Regions from separate parts of the Homo sapiens genome. Here region 2 is linked to region 1. Evidence: chromatin contacts called from ENCODE Hi-C data. All regions are on one chromosome and are shown on one strand. Each heading gives the region's core, a stretch centred on a gene start or an enhancer-like site at or near the end of the contact. The rest is flanking DNA. Distances are from core to core; before and after follow the strand shown. Region 1 holds the start of FEM1C (fem-1 homolog C). Region 2 holds the start of FER (FER tyrosine kinase).

The links. A loop is a pair of places that touch in the nucleus more often than their neighbours do. Pooled maps may share reads with other maps.
Region 2: a loop to region 1 is called in a pooled map, with 11 times the contacts of the local background. The contact joins the promoter of FER here to the promoter of FEM1C in region 1. A Hi-C loop is called at or near these places in 7 of 50 pooled maps.

Annotation. Positions count from the first base shown.
Region 1 is chr5:115,542,840-115,547,192 of GRCh38, reverse strand. FEM1C (fem-1 homolog C) reads left to right here and starts at 2,418. Exons shown (of 3, transcript NM_020177.3): 1 at 2,418-2,670; 2 at 3,510-4,243. The coding sequence starts at 3,700. RefSeq lists silencers at 2,128-2,467, 2,568-2,617, 2,668-2,837 and enhancers at 2,267-2,561, 2,103-2,869.
Region 2 is chr5:108,746,065-108,750,417 of GRCh38, reverse strand. FER (FER tyrosine kinase) reads right to left here and starts at 2,521. Exons shown (of 20, transcript NM_005246.4): 1 at 2,418-2,521. RefSeq lists silencers at 975-1,384, 1,515-1,574, 1,655-1,754.

The sequences.
Region 1 (4,353 bases), core at 1,169-3,668:
AAGAATTTGTTACCCAGTCATTAGAAGTATACACTTTCTAATATAGATCAGTGTTTTAAATTTATAAAGAATTGGCAAAGATTGCTGAGCCTTTTATAACCCAGAGCAATGCCTGTAAGATTCTCAAATGTCTTTCCTTTTACAAATTGGGAAACATACAGCTATTGTGAAAGAGTTGGGAAATGAGACACCTTGACCATATTCCTTTACCAGCAGATCAATTTTAGGAAAGAACGTAGGTGTAAATTGAAGATTCAGAAACTGGTAGCCTTTTTTTTTTTTTTTTTTTGACAGAGTTTCCTTCTGTGGCCCAGGCTGCAGCACAGTGGTGTGATCATGGCTCACTATAGCCTTGATCTCCCCAGCTCAGCTCAGGTGATCCTGCCACCTCAGCCTCCTGCATGCCATGCCTGACTAATTTTTTGTGTGTGTGTGCGTGTGCGTGCATGTGTGTGTGCGTGTGTGTGGAGTTGGGATTTCACCATGTTGTCCAGGCTGGTCTCGACCTCTTGGGTTCAAGCAATCTGCCTGTCTCAGCCTCCGAAAGTTCTGGGATTACAGGTGTGAGCCACAGCAGAAATTGGTAGCCTTTAAACTAAGTGTCCGTCTATCCCTTAACAATCCCATGAGGGATACAGAGCTCAGTTTGAAGATGGCTGATGTGAATGTTTACATCTTATTGAATTAGGTGAGAGAGACAGGTCAGCTCAGGTTAGGCCTTGGTTGGGACACTGTACACTGTTATCTGTACCCTGGGAGAGTATAGAACTGTGACATATGCTGGGGATAAAACAGCCAGTCCTCTTGGCTGGTTAATTTTTATGGATGGTCAATCTTATCCTTTATACTCTATTCTTTTATATTTTCTTCTCAGTGGCAATTACCTTAACTTCAGTTTTGGGAATCTGATGTTGAGTGTAGTCTGATACTGACTACCTAAGGGAAATACTATGCTATACTTAAAAATTATTAAGACTGTAAAAACATAAGAAACGTTTAGAGTATAGAAAGGAAAAGCAAAATATATAGTTGTATGAAAATTATTTCAATTATGCAAAACTACATAAACTTCTGAACAACACTACAATATACAAAAATGAAGTTGTGATTTTTTATAAATGTTTTTAGTGCTGCATGACTTCTAACATAACGTTATGGATTACATATGCTGAGGGTCAGACTGCCTACTGTAATATTCTATTTCTCCTAGTGGTACTAAGGAATTATGTGAGCTTAAGTTCCCTCAAACAAAGTGATTGAAGGTCCATTTTCAAAAATTCTGTTTTCTCATCAGGATTCATTATGGGCGTTATTTCCCAAACACATTTAAACTTTTTCATCCTAGTTTAATGCAACGTAGGTTTTAGCATCAAATTCCAGAGGTTTATCAACTACTATATGAAGAAGTAATTCTTTTCATTCATATATATAACCTTTTAAGCTTTAGTTCCCGATTTATTACTCAGAGCTCAAGAACCTGACCTCATTGACTTTACATTGCTCTTAGGGTTTACCATTCCTCGTAGCCTTTATGCTTTTTAGAGGCTACTTTAGAAAGAGAGTCAGTTTGACAGCCTCCAAAACTAATCACATTTTCTGAAATTTCAGTTTCCTCCGTGTGTGTTCTGAGGTGTAATTACGAGCTTGGTAATTTCCAGGGCCCACCAAAGTAAGGACGGAAGACTAGTCCGAGAGACTTCACGTGTGTGAGGGTAATACTGGTCCGCACCCAAATTTGAATTTTAGCTCCCATGATTCCCACATATTGTGGGAGGGACCTAGTGGGAGATAATTGAATCAAGAAGGCTGTTTCCCCCATGCTGCTCTGGTGGTAGTGAGTACGTCTCAGGAGAGCTGATTGTTTTATATGGGGTTTCCCTTTTTCCTTGGCTCTGATTTTCCTCTCTTGCCTGCTGCCATGTAAGACGTGCCTTTCCCCTTCTGGCTTGATTGTGAGGCCTCCCCAGCCACGTGGAACTCTGAGTGCATTAAATCTTTTTATCTTTATAAATTACCCAATCTCGGGTATGTCTTTATCAGCAGCGTGAAAACGCACTAATACACTTCCCTTCTGGGGTCTCTGAGATGGGACCGAAAGATTCCCTAAGGGAGCACCCCGAAAATCCGAGAGGAGAAGAGCCAGCGAGATCTCAGAACTCGAGCTGCCTCGGGCCGCTTCGATGGGCACAGATCCGCCCCCTCGCAGCGCCCCGCCCCCCAGCGCGTTGCACGCAGGCACGTCCTCCCAGTAGTTCAGGCCCCGCCCCCTCCCCGTCGCCCCACCCCGGCCGCGACGCCCCGCCCCGCGCCTAGGCTGTTGCTGGCCGCGGCCGCCGCCCTCCCCCGGCCCAATGGCGTGGCGGCACAGTCAGTGATGTGACGCTCAGGCTTGTCCGGCCCCCGGCTCGCAGCCCATTACACCATCCGTCGCAGCAGTCGCTGCAGCCGCTGCAGTCCGAGCCGACTAAGGGCGGGAGGCAGCTCGGGTGGCGGGGCGTGGCGAACAGCGCGGCCGGATTCATTCCTTTGGGGCGCGGAGCATGGAGGAGCTGTGCGGCCGCAGGCGGAGCAGGGCGGCCCGGGCGGCGGTGGGGACAACGGTTTCCCTTTGAAGGGGACGGACAAAGCCCGAGTGACCAGCGGCGGCGGGGAGGACTAGTCCCCGGGCAGGTAGTGGCGGCGGCAGCGGCCTGCCAGGGCTCGGGCCGGGGCCTGAGGTGCCCGCGGAAGGCCTGGGCGGGAAGGAGGGCGCCGGGGGAGCCGAAGGCGGGCAGCGGGCTGGAGGCCACAGCTTGGCCCATCGGGAGGGGGTTGTGGTCGATGGAGGAGATTGGGAGGGGGCTGCCGTTGTCTGGAACAGGGAGAGGGGAAGGTTGTGTTGGGGCGACTGTGGTTTGAGGAACCTGCGGATCATCCCTTGGCGGGGGGTGGGGGGTGATCGAAATGGGGCGGGCGAAGTTAATGACTAAAAGGCAGGCGGATTTCCTGAGAGCCGTGAGTAGTTTTAAAGGAAAGAGAATCTTTCGGGGCACAGTTTTGGCCTTAGCCGGGGTTTGGTGTGTCCGACCTTTTTGTTCTTTCTCGAAACCCGGCCTCAGGCCTTCCAGCCTGGCGCCCTTGGCCAGCTCTCCTGCAGTTGCAAGAAAGAGAAACATTTCTGAACCCGAGTCTCCTGCCTCTTTCGGTTGTACTCTCCCTGGGCGTGTGCAAAGCAAAACTAGAACAAAGCTTGGCTGGTTAGAGCTGGAGGCGAGAAAACGGGCTGCCTGTAGTGTTTAAATTTTCCGCACATGGAGGAGACTGCCTGCGACCAGAACATTTGGGTCTCTGTGTATCCTTCTGTATTTTTCTTTACCACCTTTTCTTTGGGGGTGGGGGGGGTGTGTGGGATGGAGTAGTGCCTGAAGTATAGCTTTTATTCCTTTCTTCCCACAGAAGTGGAAATTAAGAAGTGTTTTGCCTTCTTCTATAGAAAATTAAATGCTGCTACTTTTTTTTTCTTTCTCTAGTTTGGTGCCCTGGTTGTCAGATGTTGGAAAGCAGTAGGACGGAACATACTCTTCGTGGTTGTGTATCCGTTCTGGGGTGCAGCAATTAACATTGGACTTTGGTTCCTGTGACTCTTGCCTGTGTCGATAGAGTTAAACTGGAGCTCTGCTTTGAAAGATAAATAAAGCACAGCCTCTCAACTGGACATAAATGGATCTAAAGACAGCAGTATTTAACGCAGCTCGGGATGGCAAACTCCGGCTTCTCACCAAATTGTTGGCAAGCAAATCCAAAGAGGAGGTTTCCTCCTTGATCTCTGAAAAAACAAATGGGGCCACGCCACTCTTGATGGCCGCCAGGTATGGGCACCTTGACATGGTGGAATTCCTCCTAGAGCAATGCAGTGCCTCCATAGAAGTTGGGGGCTCCGTCAATTTTGATGGCGAAACCATTGAGGGGGCTCCCCCTTTATGGGCCGCTTCTGCAGCAGGACATCTGAAGGTGGTCCAGTCCTTGTTAAATCATGGAGCATCTGTCAACAACACGACTTTAACCAATTCAACTCCTCTTCGAGCTGCGTGTTTCGATGGCCATTTGGAAATAGTGAAGTACCTTGTAGAACACAAAGCTGATTTGGAAGTGTCAAACCGACATGGGCATACGTGCTTGATGATTTCATGTTACAAAGGACATAAAGAGATTGCTCAGTATTTACTTGAAAAGGGGGCAGATGTTAATAGAAAAAGTGTCAAAGGTGAGTTCAGCTTCTTTGTTTTTCTAAATGTCTACCACTTATTTTCAGGAAGTTTGATACATCATTATAAGCACTGGTGTTGAGTAAACCAGCATTGACAGACCTGTTTT
Region 2 (4,353 bases), core at 1,272-3,771, 6.8 Mb after region 1:
AAGCTTTCCTGGACTACAAAAAGATACACTCTGCTTTCCCGACTGACAAACCTGGAGCTACTCACAAATGTCTTCTTAAGGGCAACACAGGTATATATACCAGGACTACAAATACTGCACTAAAGATTTTGCAATAGTTTTTTTTTTTTATCCTATTCTCATTCCACATATGAATTGAAAAGTATTTTCTAATCTTTAATCACTAAAATAGTTTTGATCTATTCTCTTATTGATGTTCCACTACACTTTTATATATGGTAACCTCATCTGAGAAATTTATTATCTTAACATATCTGGAGAAAAGGAAAATGGAGTACACCTTTACAGCAGTTTATGTCAAAGTGATAGTGAGACAACCATTAATATACGCAACTTCTGAATTAAAAAGGTTAAAAAGCTGCTCTTTTTTTAACCATAAGGCGAAGGAAAAAAATGTAAGGCTACCAGCCGTAACAAATTATTAGATTTTGAATTGCACTACAGTGGATGGCAAAATCGCAAACGTACAAAGTGCCCACCTCATAGTACAATCCTCAATTTGTTTAAGAAGTACCTTGCCCCTACCAACACAACCCAATGAGCGTATTCAGAAAGTAGATCCTAGGGGTAACTGTAAGGCAGAAGGATGACCCCTGAAGGTGCCTCCAAACATCTCCCCAATTCTAACTGGCAAAGAGACCACAGAGCAGAAATTACCGACGACACCACTAGCTTCACACTTAAGATCTATCTCTTGATTAGACTCTTGGAGGACACCTCTGGCCAAGACCGGAGGAGAAAGATGAGGTGGGGGATAAAAGCGGGAGAAGGTGACAGATAGGAGGAGAGCTGGGGAGGACCGAGCGGGTCAAGGGAGACTGCGGGGCTCCAGAAGCAGGAAGGGATGGGGGGAATACCAGGGGTTGAGAATGCCCCCGTAGCGGGACGGCGGCGCCCAGATGAGTGCCGCCGAGAAAAGGGGTGAGGGTACAGGCAAGATTGGGTGGTGCCCACAGTCCCCCCACCACCCCGCCTCACGCCCATCAGCCCCCAGACCCCGCGACGGGGCGGAGCCACTACGCCCGCCACAGCCCTTTCGCGCCGGCACCCGCCCCCTCAGCCTTCGGGTCCCGGGATGGTGGGAGGGGCGGCCCTCGTGGGGCTGGGTGTGTAGCCCGGCCCAAGCCCCAACCAGGAATGCTCTGCTGCGGGCGGGAGGATGAGCGGATGACCCTGCAGCCAGGGACGGGGGTTGGGGGGGGCGCTGGCTGAGGGCGGAGGAAGAGCCTCGGCACAGCCCCCAACGCCCTGGCCGAATCCCGGGCGCCCCTCTGCGGGCAGGCATTGTTGCCCCCGCTCTAGGCTTGCCTTCCCTCCTCTTCCCCCCTCCCCCCGCGTTGCCCCGGGCAACAGCGCCTACCGCCGGCGGCGCGAAACGCACCTACCTAGAACCTGACAAGCCCGAACCCCTCAGACTCCGGAGCCAGTCACCACCCCGCGTCACGGGGGCTGCCACAGCCAATAGGCGCCACTGTCACGAACCTCTGCAACCAATCCCGCTGCACTCCGGTCTCCGGGCACCCTCGAGGCCTCAGCCAATGGGCAAGAGCGGAAGGCGGGCGCAGCCGCCCGGCCCTCAGCCCCCTCCTCCACTACCTCCCAGGAGGCGGGGAGCGGCCGATTGGCCCGGTCCCCGAAGGGGCAGGACTTGGGCCCTAGGCTGGGTGGGCGCACGCTTAGCCCAAGCTGCGGGCCCTGGGAGTGGAGACGCGGAGCTGCGGTCGCCGCTTTCTGGGCTCGCTCACCAGCCCGGGTGGAGTCCCGAGGTCTGCGCGTTTGTGCCGCTCTCCCCGCCTCGGTAACCTGCTCCTCCCTAGCGGGTGTCCTGGGCTGCCGTGGTGAGATGGGGCCGGAGACGGACGAAGGCCTCACAGGAAACTTTGGGAGGCTCGCCTGGCCGCGGCCGGGAAGTGGCCGGACCGGCGATGATAAGCTGAGGCCGCCTGGAAGGGACTACTCGGCGGGTCGGCAGCCGGAAAGGAATTCGGAGAGTGGGGGCGGAGGCGTGATTAAAATGTTAAGTGTGCCCGGAGGGCGCTGGGCGATCCCTGGAGCTGAAATCTCCGGGAAGGGAAGCTGCTTTAGGGCCGCGAGGCCCCCACCCCTAAAATAGGCACTTTTCAGCCTCAGAATTGGTCACTTTTTCCTGTACGTTCCCACGTTTTACTTGTATCTGTTATTAACGTGGATTGCTTTAGAATGGTTTTCAGCAACTCCAGTTTACTCTGAGTCCCTTAAGGACGGGAACTGTCTTTCAATCCTGTACTCCCAGTGCCTGAGCCTGCCTAAAAATGTTAGAAACTCAATGCTGGAATTGTAATGGATGTTTAAAAGCATACAGCAGGTCCTGGGAGTGGCCCCCTATAATAAATTCTTACCTCTTCGGGAGTCTAGAATGCGTGGAGAACCCAAACGGGTCTGCTCTTCAGTGATGGCCGTTTCTGAAGCGTCCTTCACCAAAAGAATTTGGTGAAAAATGAGTAATGTGAACTACAAGATTATTACTAGGTGATCAGTAACAGTAGGATAGGTATGCGTCATTATTCGAGGGTGTGACCCTCCCATGTTCCTGTAGTAGACTTTTTAAGGCGGTGTTATCTTTTGCATTGGTTGAACCACATAGCGTCAATCCGGTATTTCCCCTCCCTCTCAAAAACTGAGTTACATAGGAGCCAAAGAAGAGTGGTGAATATTTTCTCTAAGCAGGGTTATTTATTTAACCGTAGAGAACAGCCCTACACATAAAAAAACATAAATCTTAAGTTGGACTTTTTTTAAGTCTACTGTTTTAAAGCTAAATAAACAAAAACCAACATAAAAATTTTAAATAAGAGGCTTAATTCTCCCTATTGAAAATGGAGGATGAGATTTCCCGTCCCTTTCTCTCCGAGCATTTGTCTTAGAAAACTTAAGTACTTTCTTAATTGTTAAGTACTTTCTCAACTCTTTGAAATGTGTATAAATCCACTTGAGGACTAGATAGGTCTTGTCAACTGTATGCTCAGTCAGGAATGTCTCTGGACCTTTTTTTTTTTTTTTTTTTTGAAATGCTGCACATATCAACGGAGTAGCATCCTTCCCTATCTCCCAGTTTCTGTGAGAGAGTAGGAGCGTAACTTCGGTGAGCAACTTGCTCCGTGTTGCAAAACTACCTTCCGTCATAAAGACAGGAGAAGTTTGTTTTTCCTCTGGATAAAACCAATTAACTAACACAGATGGTCACCCCAATTATTAAGTAAAGTTAATGTCACAAATGTCAGGTCCTCTTACTTGAGGACTAGTTATTGTTCAACTTGAAAACGTGTATGTAATGGGTCGTATATACTTGGCTATACAAAAGGGCAAGATTTCTGTCTTTGCAATCTCTTAGCAAATTGCCTGTGATGTGTATCACAGTCTCGTTTAATGCTTATTCAGTAATAAAAGTGTTTTGTCTACTAACGTTTGTGGAGAGGATTTCTGGGTTGGGAGATTTTGGTTTTTAATTATATTTTTCCAACAATGCCTATACCCAGAATGTTGGGATGACAAAGTTAAGGAAAGTAGTTACTTCGGAGTTTTTAAATTGTTCTCTAAAATGATGGTTAATGTTTCATATGTATTTCATAGTGATTGTTAAATGCACAAACTGTGGTTCTGTGAGTAAACTTCTTAAAATAGAAGTTAATTTTCTGTGAACATCAAATGTTATAGTATATGTAATGTCAATAAGAATGAAATGAATGAAAATTTGGTTAGGTAAGGCCAAAATACAACTTTGGAGACTGCTTCATGACTGAATACCTTTCCCAAGAACCTTAGAATTTCTCCATTTATACAAAGGGAATCAAAATGTAGAAAGATGTGGTTGGTGAATACGTTATTACATATTTGCAGAAAGTAGCTTTCAATAAAGATATGGTAGAAATAGAGCTGTTTGATACACAACATGTGTGTTTGTGTTAAGGAACCCAAATCTAGAAAAATCAGCAAGAATCTTTCCATATCTACAATTGTTCTCTGAGTTCTCACCTATTCATTCCAAAACCTTAAAAGCTGTCTACCATATGCCAGTCATTGTGCTAGGAAATGCAGTTGTGAAAGAATATACTTGAAGTAAATGAATGTGGCAAAAATCTATGCTGCATTTTTGAAGCATACAAAAATATATAGCAAATCCAGTTTCACATTTTTTTCCTCTGTTGGAATTATCACATTGCATTGCAACACATTTAATAAACACTGTGTGTCACCTTAGTATATATTCCATGTTCTCAAATACCAAACTTTGTCTGTTCTAATAGCATTACTTACTGGACAATGAAAATAATAATG